Linked DNA regions of Homo sapiens: region 1 is linked to region 2. Evidence: read pairs that join two places in POLR2A ChIA-PET (ENCODE). Cell type or tissue: GM12878. All regions are shown on one strand. Each heading gives the region's core, and the rest is flanking DNA. Links, peaks and the distances in the headings are about the cores only. Region 1 overlaps TDRD7 (tudor domain containing 7). Region 2 overlaps TMOD1 (tropomodulin 1).

Region 1 (5,376 bases), core at 250-5,249, 89 kb before region 2:
AGTGGTTGCCTGGGACAGGAGGTGGAGGGGGGCTAATTGCAAAGGGCAAAAGGAGACTTTTTGGGGTGGTGTAAATGGTCTATATGTTGATTATGGTGATGATTATATGGATGTATACATTGATCAAAGCCCATCAAACTGTATTGTAAACAGGTATCTTTTATTCAGTGTAAATTATACTTGGATAAAGTTTGAAACCTGGAAGAAGCTAAGGACCACAATGGTCACTGGACCAAAGGAGAACACAGGGCTTGGGCACTAGTCCTGAGTCTGCCTGTATTTGGGTGTGTGCCTTTGGTCAAGTCCCTCCATTCCTCTGGGTCTCTAGTTGATAGGAGATAACTATCCCTAAACGTTCCTAGATAAACTTCTGTTTCCTGGCCATTTCACTCCCCCGGCCCTTAGGAAGTTCAACAAAAGCTAAGCTATTTTGAGGCACAGAGATTTCTTATGAAGAGAAGAATCATACGTAAATCCTAATGACACATTAACAGTGTAACAATATTTACAATAAATAATGCAGCTATTCCACAAGGATATCTCCCAGTCTGAAGTCTATAGGGCAGTCACTTTCTTTCCTCCCTCCCTCCTTCTACTTTGGGAATTCAGGCTCTCGTGTCAGATAGAACTGAGTCTCAGCTTTGCCATTTCTAGCTGTGTGGCCTTAGGAAAGTTATTTAACTTCCCTGATTGCTTATCTGTAAATTCAAACACTCCCATCGTGTTGTATATACCTGATACACTTTTTCACTTTTTACTGGAGCCAAGAACAAAACATACAAGTCCTTCTTCTCAAGAAGCTTACATTCTAGTGAGAAGAGAGAGATGACAAGCATACAGTAAACACACAAAACAATTTTAGTACAATGAAGGAAATAACCAATAAAGGAAATAACTATGATAGAAAATAACTCTGAAGCAAGAGATAGGCAGAGTGATGTGATCTCATTTAGATGCTTCAGAAATCATTCTGGGACTGTTGTGGGGGAATGGATTGTATTATAGTAGGGCACAGAAGGAAAGTAATACTGGTTAGGTGGCTGTTGTAATAGCCAGCTACCTTGTAACCTGGATTAGTGAAGATGGAGGTAGTGGAAGAGATTCAGGATATATTTGGAGGTAGAACTGACAGGACACTGACCTGTTGGAAGTGGATGGTAAGCAAAAGAGAAGATTCAAGATAAGCTACTGGGTTTGGGGCTTGAGCAATTGACTAGATATTGGTGCCATTTGTTGAAATTGGGAAGTCAGAGAGAAAAACCATTGTGGAGAACAATTGAGAATTTCATAGGACCTGCTAGGTTTGAGAATAGCTATCAGATGTCACATGGATGAATTTGGAGCTCAGGGAGCAGTTAGGACTGGAGATGTGTCAGGTTGGGAGGCATCAGCATATAGGTGCTATGTGAAATCACAGGACAAGATGAGATCCCCTAGAGAGAGAATACACGTAGAGAGGAGGAGGGGCCTGGGCCCAGGTCCTGAAACCCTTCAGTATTTACATGGAGGCATAAGGGGAGCAGAAAAGCCTGTAAAGATGGCCAAAGAAGAAAAACCAAGAGAGTGGTGTCACAGAAGCCAGAAAAAGAAAGCGTCTCATAAAGAAGGGAGTGACCAGCCTCGTCATTGCTGCTGAGAATTATGGGCTGGATGTGAAGAATAAAAAAGGTAGCTCGGTATTTTGTGCAGTAGCAAGCTCTTGGGACAGCGGTGATTGTAGCAATCCGGGCCTGAACTTGTTCCCCACATCCCCTTGAAGCTGACAGAGATGATTTCTCCCTTTATTTGGAGAAACCCCAGCTACTTAGCACCAGTCTTGCTTCGCTTGAATTGAACTTTGTCTGGTGGTAAGTACTGATTCCTTCCTTGCTTTCCCTGTCAGATCCTTGGTGAGTAGGAGAAACAGGAGATGTGGTCACCCGCTGAGGCTGGTGCCAGTTTGGCCTGACCCAGGCCCACATCCCAGGGGAGTCTGCTGGGTGATAGGTAGTGCTGGGAGACCTTTGGCCACTTGATGGTGCCAGAGAACCAGGAATGGACTGGGGCCTTATGCCAGATTATGTGACTACTGGCCCTGATCCCAGGACATTAGAGAGAGAGAGACTACTGAGCCCTCACAGAGCAAAGGACACAGAGCAGAGTGTGGTGAGAGTCACACTGGCCAATGCATGGACAAGTGTTTTATAAACTGCAGTTGCCATACAAACATGTATGATTAAAAACAAGAAAAGAAGCTACAAACAGTTCAGAAACACTTTCTTTTGAGGCTTTGGAGCAGTTATTCTTTAATCTGTTCTTGTGCTAAGAATACATTCTGAATTTCCCAGGAGTCATGATTTCACATGCTATGTCCTATTGTCAGACCACGTTACCTCCATTTTGGGCCTGGGAAGAACAGAATCTAAGTTGTAGGTGGTGATAGCTATTAAAGGAAATGAAAGCTGCCTGACTCCTGAGGCCTATGAGAAGCAAAAGCAGGTGCTAATTTAGGATTGGAGAAATAGACTTGTGCACTTAAATGGCCAGCTGCCTGACATGCAGCCCTACCAGCGATCTAGGCCTAAGTCAGTGTTGAGTCAGATGTGGATTCTAAGAGATGGTCTTTCTGATACAAGGTAGACAGGCCCCACAGGCCCGCTTATCACATGGCCAAGGAAAGGAGTTAGTGGTGTCTTCTGCTTTTTTCCCTTAGATTCTCTGCTGGGAAGGGTTTTTGTTTCGTGTGTTTAGTACCATAATCTAGGTACTAAGAAGCTGGCCTGTGGACTTTATTTTCAGGGAGGCAGTGAAAGGAACCTACCTCATGTTACTTGGTATTAAGGCCAAGACTTTGCCCTGGTGTTTGTTGTTTTGTTTGCTTTGTTTCTTTCAATAACCATCATCTCCTTTAATTAGAGATGCATATTAGGTTTTCAACATTTCCCTTAGATTCTTAGTTATTCTAAACCATAGCTTAATGTTTCTAGATTTTTATTTTTCTCAAAAAAAGGCTTTGTGTTTATATAATCCTTTTAAACTGAAGATTCTATAAATATTCTTAAAAATAATATCCAGGCTCTTAACAGTCTGTGCTAATGGTGAGGAAAAGTTGTTCAGGTTTCTGCAAACACAGACCTCTGTTCAGCAGACTTAGGGCCTTTTGCTGAGCTGAAAGAAGACCTAACCCAGCTTCACACCCTTGAAAAAAATAGGTACGCCTGTTTTTTAGTTTAGAATTCCATGTTGTTCAGCAGTGATACCATTGTTGTCATTGATGAAGCATCTCGGTCCCTGGAAGCACAGTAGCTGAGAATAGCCATCACAAATGCTGCTTTGGGGATTTAGAATCTGATAAATACCACAAGGATGATGCCTGCCATAGAAACAAATACTGCTGTCCAGGGAACGGGTGGAAATGTGTAACTCAAAAAAGAATAAGCTGATATAGGCATTATGATATTAATGAAAGCACCAAAGGGGAGGGGAGCAGAGTTGGCAGAACCAGGTAGATAGGCTGCTGAAAGACTGGCGACAGCAAGGTGGCAGGGCTGAGCAGTCTTGTTCTTCCCATTGAAGGGGTAGGGTGAGGTAGAAGACTGGGACCTGGAACTAGGACCCCTGGTTTCCTTGGTCTCAGCTCCAGCCTTTCTCTTCTGTGGTAAGTCAGGGGCACCTCCCCAGCTTTTTCCAGGTGCCACTCTGCCACTCAGCTTGCTGATCATGGAATAAGATTGAGCCAATTAAGTGTATCAAATGAATTTTTTAAAGAGAGGATAAAGAACTAAACATTCTGTGTTTTTAATCATTAGGTATGCTATGTTGACTATGGTTTTAGTGAAAATGTTGAAAAAAGCAAAGCATACAAATTAAACCCGAAGTTTTGTTCACTCTCATTTCAAGCTACAAAATGTAAGCTTGCAGGTAAGAGGAACTTTTTAAAAAACTCTCTCCATTTCAATAGGCTATTACCACTGTACATTTGGATAGTTGAATCCTAAAATGGACTAAGTATCTCATGTTATAATGTGTTACTTCTTGAAAGGTTTAAATTCATGTCGAATGTATTCTTTATAAGATACCATTATAAAAATGTTATGTTTTTATATTTTGTGTTATATATAAAAACGTATTATAATTTCTTATAAAAATTTCAGCCATCTTAAAGGGATTTTTCTTGTTCTAACTGCCCTAGTAACAATTGATAGAGGCCCTGTTTCATGACATTTGATGAGTTTCAATATGTTGTTCAGCATGTTGTGAGGTGACTCTCAGCCCCTTTCCCACTGAGATGTACTGTGGTGATGCTGTGAGGGTGTGACTGACACACCTTCATGTGCCCAAGCATGGGTTTGATCACAGGTCACATGCAGTTTTTGGCATAGTAGATGTATCATTGTTCTTTTCCTTCCTCCTAAAGGAAACAGAGGAATCCACCTGTATGAGAGTGCCATGTAGGGATAAACTTAAAGGACAGATGACACATTGGTCATGTCCGTGATAAGGAAAGGCATTGAAATATGCACCATGCCGGGGGGGACTTGAGCCAAATGCAGAAAATGATCATAATTATTTCATGAAAATTAGTACTCTGAAGAAATGCCTCCTTCCCAGTGGGATGAATTCTTATGTCACAGGAGCTGGGTTTGACTCTTATCTGTGAGATTAACCTGAAGAAATTTTAAAAACTTGTTAACAACTTTTAGAAGTTGGTGTTGGAAAGAACGTATCAAGGGCATAGGACAGGATTTAGGGTGTTGAAATTAAATGTTTGAGAAAAGTTCAAAGTTATATGTCTGGAGAACAGAACAAGAAGAAGAAAAAACTCGGAGGAGTCTGAATTTTAGCTTGTGGATTTAAAGTAGAAAAATATGGAAATAGGCATTATAGTACCATTGGGGGAATATGAGCTAGTTTTAATTCATTTAATACATTAACTTAGAATTGTCATATATGTTATGTGGAACTATAATTTTCTAAGAATTTAAAGAGTAGTTGGACTACAACAAAATTCATCTAATACCTGTGTTAAACACTACTTAATCTGTCTTTGATAAATCAGAAGGTTCTTTGGTATCCTAAGGGTCAATAAAAAAGAAACAATAGTGGTTGTCTCAATTTCCAATAAATGTGTGTTCATTTTATAAGAAAAATAATTGTATATATGTAGGAAGTGCATTACAAACATATGACTGGAAGACATAATTGATGGCTTCTCATATGTGTTAGTTTTTTGGTTTTAAATATGTGTTCATGTATAAAGTGAAGACTGTTTCTCCCAAGGTAGAAATTCTGATTGATTATCCGTTTCTCTGCTTGTTTTAAGATTGCCTGCCTTAGTGTATCATTCAAAAGGGCGTTTACATTATATTTTTTTAAAACCTAAGAGGTAAGATAAAG
Region 2 (5,376 bases), core at 309-5,308:
GCCTTCGATGAGGCCGAGGCCTGGGCAGAGCTGTGAGATTGCATCTGAGATGCAGCTTCACCAAGAGCCCAGCTGTTCCTAGTGCCGGCTCAGAGGCCGAGCAGCTGAGATGGTACCAGTCTTTCTAGCCTGAGGCAGCAGAAAACAGGCTGGGTGGCTGATGAGGAGTGCTCTGCCGAGAGCTGACTTCAGAAACTCCGCATGAGATGAAGGCTGGACTTCGAACATGGTGTTGGAGGTGCTGGGCGGAGCAGGCCCACCAGAGAGTGGTGGGTGGTTGGAGCCTTTTTCACAGAGCGGGTGACTGGGACCAAGAGTGTGGGTAACTCACTGGAGGAAGAAGAGTAGGGAGAGGAGGACATGGGGCGTCCAGGTCACCTGTAGTTGGTATGGCCTGTCTCCCAAGTGGAACATTTCCATCAGCTCAGCTCTGGCTTGCTCACTCACACACACAGTCAGTGCTGTCCATTTAGTCTCTGGACTAGGCTCTGGCAAAAGAATGGTAAGAAAACAGCCCAGTTTCCACCCTCACAGAGTCTACATTAAACAAACACCAGGTAAGTATGAAATGACAAATGAGAGTGAGCGTCTGAACAGAATCAGTACAGCGTGTGAGGGAGGCACTTGGGGTAGGGCTGGGGGAGACCAGGGAAGAGCTATGGAGAAGAGCCTAGGAGCAGAAGAGTAGCAGTGAGAAAGTGCGGAGAAGGTCCAGGGCTTGGGAGCGGCAGGAGGAGCGGTTCCGGGCTGGGGAGGGCAGGCCCCTCTGAACGGAGTGGCCTGGCAGGCTTGCTATCTGCTGATGGGAGGAGCCTGGAGGGCAAGCTCAGGTGTGCCCTCCTAACTCAGGTGTGACACGGGTGAGATGCATCACTCATGTATTCACCTAACTGCTCACTAAGCCAGTGCACATTATTGAACTCCTACTGTATACTAGGATGAACAGGAGCCAGTCCTTGCCTTTGGGAGGCCCAGGAGGTGATGAGGAGGACAGACGAGAAACATGTATTTTTTTTTTAACCTTAAAATCTTTTATCACTTCAACATGTAGATTTCAACATTAAAAGCGTCCCTGCTGGGCAACAAGCAGAGTGCACAGGTTCCTGGCAGGGCTAAGTTCTTGGCGCATAGCCTACAGGGTTGTAGGTCAGAGGCTGCTGGGAGTCAGCAAGCACTTGTAATTCGCAGTGCCTCCCCTGCCCACTCAGGGAGGTGATGCTGGCTGGCTTTAGGGACCCTTCAGGTGGGGCAGAACCCAGGAAGGAAGTGGGGTAGGGAGACTCATCGTTTAGATGGGACAGCCTCGGGCCACTCACCCCCAAGGGCAGTTGGCAACCTGGGGGTCTTGCAGCTATCAGAGACAGGCTTAGCCAGGCCACCCCCTGGCTTCTGGCTACTTCCGTGTGCTTAGGCACCTGTCCTGCTACCCTGCCAGTGGCAGGGTGTATCTTATCCAGGAGCAGCTCAACTGCATCCAAGTCCTGGGCTGGAGCCAGTTTCTCCCACCTGTCCCTGGGATGCAGGAGAACATCTTCCAGCCATCTGCCCAGAGCCAGCCCGAGCAGCTGGCAGCAGGAGGAGCCGGGGATGTGTGCTGTTATCTCTCTGCGTCCTGAGTGGAATTACCAAATGAGTGAACTCTGCCAAGGCAGGGAGAGGAAACAGAACTCAATGTTCTTTTTCAGAGTTCAAAAATAGTCCTTTTTGAGTTTTGAGGAAGATCTAGACTTAAAAAAAAAAAAAAATCAAGTTCCCCAGTGCTAAATTCAGCCTTGCCAATATCTACAAAGAATGAAGCAACAGGCAATGTTGATGTGCCGTTTTCTCCCGTCACTCACTTCTGTTGACGTGGAGTGTGGCACAAAACCAAGTGAGAGGGAAAGTTGCGATTTTGTGCCTAGGGCTGGCAGAAGGTAATACTAGCCCCAGGCATTCTGCCCATCAGTGGAAATCTAGCTGGGCCCTTCCCTTCCTTCCTCTTTCCCTCCTTTCTTCTTTTCGTCCTTCCTTTTTGTAATTCTAATTTCCTCTGAGCTGCAAAATGGTTTTATTTCTTCTTAGCCCTGCTGTTAACATATGTAACCTCCTAGAATAAATATATGTTATCTGTCCTTAGGATGCCAAAGTCAAAGGGAAGTTTTAGAACTTTAGAACTGCTAGTGACCTAGTGAATGAGAATACTAACTTAAAAGCCACAAGAGTCTTTGCTGTATGGTTTTGGCGAACCATTTCCCTCTTGAGCTTGCTGGAAAAGTTGGGGGTGGGGGGTCTACCACAGCTACCCTGGATGCTGTTTGTTTGTTTGTTTGTTTGTTTGTTTTTAGACAGAGTCTCACTCTGTTGCCCAGGCTGGAGTGCAGTGGCGTGATCTCGGCTCACTGTAACCTCCACCTCCCAGGTTCAAGCAATTCTCCTGCCTCAGCCTCCCAAGTAGCTGGGATCACGGGCGTGTGCCACCATGCCCTGCTAATTTTTGTATTTTTAGTAGAGACGGGGTTTCACCATGTTGGCCAGGCTGGTCTTGAACTCCTGGCCTCAAGAGATCCACCCACCTCGGCCTCCCAAAGTGCTGGGATTACAGGCATGAGCCACTGTGCCCAGCCCCTGGATACTTACTGTAAAAGTCAAACAGGATAAAAACATGAGAAATTGTTGTGTCACTAAGTCCTATGGGTAGGTAAGAGATCAGTTTAAACACTCCATTTTACAGGTGAGAAAACTGAGCGTCCCCCCAGCCCCCAAAAAGGAAGTGACCTATACAGGGTTACCCAGAAAATTCATACCAAGGCTCAGCCTGAAATGCAGGTCTGCTTCCTCTTGGTCTCCCAGCAGTCTCGTGTAACTTCACCGCCTCCATCCCTTTTCTAGACCATCACAGGAAGCTGGCATCTGTGTGCCAAATGCACTTTCTATTTTCCACCTCTCTCCACTCTAAGCCACACCAGTCAGCCATATGAGGCTACATCTTTTATATGATCCCCGCAAAACCTGTACGAAACCCCAGCACATCCCAGAACCCCCGTGAGCTGCTCCGTGGGAGCTGGAGAGCCTGCCCCAGAATGGGACTCCTTCTTGGTGATCTGATTCACCTGCTGCTGACTCAGGCCTCAGCTTCTGTTGCCCACGTAGATGCAGCCTAAATTAAAACCCACGAGAGCTTGAAAAAATGCAGATGCCTCTCTCCCCACCAGTTCTCTTAGTGATGAACAAGCAAGTCTAATTTTAGCAGAGAAGAATCTTAGAATGTGAGAAACAGAAAGGACTTTGAGATCATCTCATCTTGTGGTTTTCGACTCTCACTCAGCAACAGAATCACCTGAGGAGGTTTAAAAAAAAAAAAATCGGCCGGGCGTGGTGGCTCAAGCCTGTATCCCAGCACTTTGGAAGTCCAAGACAGGCGGGTTACTTGAGGGCAGGAGTTCAAGACCAGCCCGGGCAACATGGTGAAACCCCGTCTCTACTAAAAATACAAAAATTAGCTGGACGTGGTGGCACGTGTCTGTAATCCCAGCTACTTGGGAGGCTGAGGCAGGAGAATCGCTTGAGTCCGGGAGGTGGAGGTTGCAGCGAGCCAAGATCATGCCATTGCACTCCAGCCTGTGCCACAGAGCGAGACTCCGCCTCAAAAATTTAAAAAAAAAAAAAAAAAAAAAAATATATATATATATATATATATATATATATGTCTATCTATCTATCTATCTATCTATCTCCAGAGATTCTGATTGGTTGGTCCAGGATGGAGAGAGGCACTGATATGGTCTTAAAGCTCCCTGGGTGATCCATGTGTGCAGCCTTGACCGAGAGCCACTGGTCTTGTCTCAAGCCCTCATTGGAAAGAGAGGTTGAAGCCTAGACAGGGGAGGAGAACTGCCCAAGGTCACACTGACATCAGGGGCATGGTCAGGGCTGGAACTTGGGTTTCCTGACTCTTCATTAAGGGCTCCCATATTGTCTCTCTAACAGGAAACCATATCTAATCAAGTGACTTGGATATTTTTTAAAAAATCACCACCAAATATTTGCTAAATACCGTATTCAGGGAGAGGTGGAAGAGAAAATATCCTTCTCTGACCTCCAGAAGCCTACAGTCTAGTAGCAGAAGCAGACGTGTATCTAGATATGTCTAACACCACATAGATTCTGAGGCATACACCAGGTGCTGTGGGAGAATTAGAAAGGGAGAGGAGGAATCCAGGAAGACTCCCTGGAGGAGGAAGAGTTACTCCTAGTCTTGAAGGATAGGGCCATAGAGTTGTTAGATAAAATACAGTATGATCAATTGAATTCAAATTTCAGAGAACAACAAATATGTCCCAATATTGAATGGGGCGTACTTAGCTAAAAAAAAATCTGGTGTTGGCCGGGCGAGGTGGCTCACGCCTGCAATCCCAGCACTTTGGGAGGTCAAGGTGGTGGATCAAGAAGTCAGGAGTTCAAGACCAACCTGGCCAAGTTGGTGAAACCCTGTCTTTACTAAAAATACAAAAATTAGCCGGACGACAAAAAATACAATATTTTTTGTATTGTATATATATATATATAAAGTATTTATATATTGTATATATAAAAAATACAAAAATTACAGGATGACACTCCTGTAATCCCAGCTACTCGGGAGGCTGAGGCAGAGAATTCCTTAAATCTGGGAGGTGGAGTTTACTGTGAGCCGAGATCTCGCCACTGCACTCCAGCCTGGGCAACAGAGCGAGACTCCATCTCAAAAAAAAAAATTTGTTGTTTATCTAAAATTCCAAGTCAAGTGGGTGCAGAGAATCACCAGCAGAAGGGAGAGTACTAGCAAAAGCAGGAGCAGCTATGAGCAGGGGCTGTTTGTGTAGCTGGAGCAGAGAAGCTGTTGGGAGGGGGAGTGCAACAACACTGGTGAGGTGGGGCCAGCCCAGGGAAGGCCTGTGAAGCCAGGCTCTGGGTTTGGATTTGGCTGTACAAGCCACTGTCCTCCCATCTGGACAGCTGCAACAGCCTCACAGCTCTGCAGCCACATCCATCTCTCCCCTCTGTAGTGAGTTCTCAACACAATAATCAGAACTCAGGTCAGACCATCTCACTTCCTGCTCAAGCCTCTAATGGCTTCCCAGGCTGTTCCTAGGAAAAGACACCCGAACTCCTTACTCAGCCTAGAAGACCCTGTAGAATCTGACCTTGCCTAGGTGAATAAAATCTACTCCAGAGGGTTATTGGGCAGATCAAGGAGGGGAGTGTCAGGCAATGGTTCTCAACCTTGGCTGCTCATTGAAACCATCCAGGGAGCTTTAAAAATGCAGGTGCCTGAGCTCCACCCCCAGATATTTTGGGTTAATTGGTCTAGGGTGGGACTGGGCATCAGGAATTTCAACAGATCCCCAGGTGATTCCA

Evidence for each region. ChIA-PET counts read pairs that join two places held together with the same protein. Peaks named below come from ENCODE experiments on the same cell type or tissue, not always from the same donor. Only the 100,000 strongest peaks of a DNase experiment are listed, where the experiment ranks them.
Region 1: POLR2A ChIA-PET joins it to region 2 with 8 read pairs; 3 of 35 experiments call an interaction of 5 or more read pairs at or near these places.

What each region holds. Positions count from the first base shown.
Region 1 is chr9:97,466,770-97,472,145 of GRCh38, forward strand. TDRD7 (tudor domain containing 7) reads left to right here. Exons shown (of 17, transcript NM_014290.3): 9 at 3,789-3,900. Among named protein-coding and RNA genes, the nearest start is that of TMOD1, 32 kb to the right of the region's middle. RefSeq lists an enhancer at 1,856-1,915. In GM12878, for the core only: CTCF peaks have their summits at 2,016 (motif pointing right) and 3,506; DNase peaks (open chromatin) are centred at 2,142 and 2,472; H3K27ac peaks cover 1,103 bases.
Region 2 is chr9:97,556,141-97,561,516 of GRCh38, forward strand. All of the region lies in intron 4 of TMOD1 (tropomodulin 1), which reads left to right. Among named protein-coding and RNA genes, the nearest start is that of TMOD1-AS1, 42 kb to the left of the region's middle. RefSeq lists enhancers at 1-110, 819-1,320, 2,874-2,983, 2,994-3,413. In GM12878, for the core only: no CTCF peak of the experiment used is centred there; a DNase peak (open chromatin) is centred at 3,161; H3K4me3 peaks cover 825 bases; H3K27ac peaks cover 2,791 bases.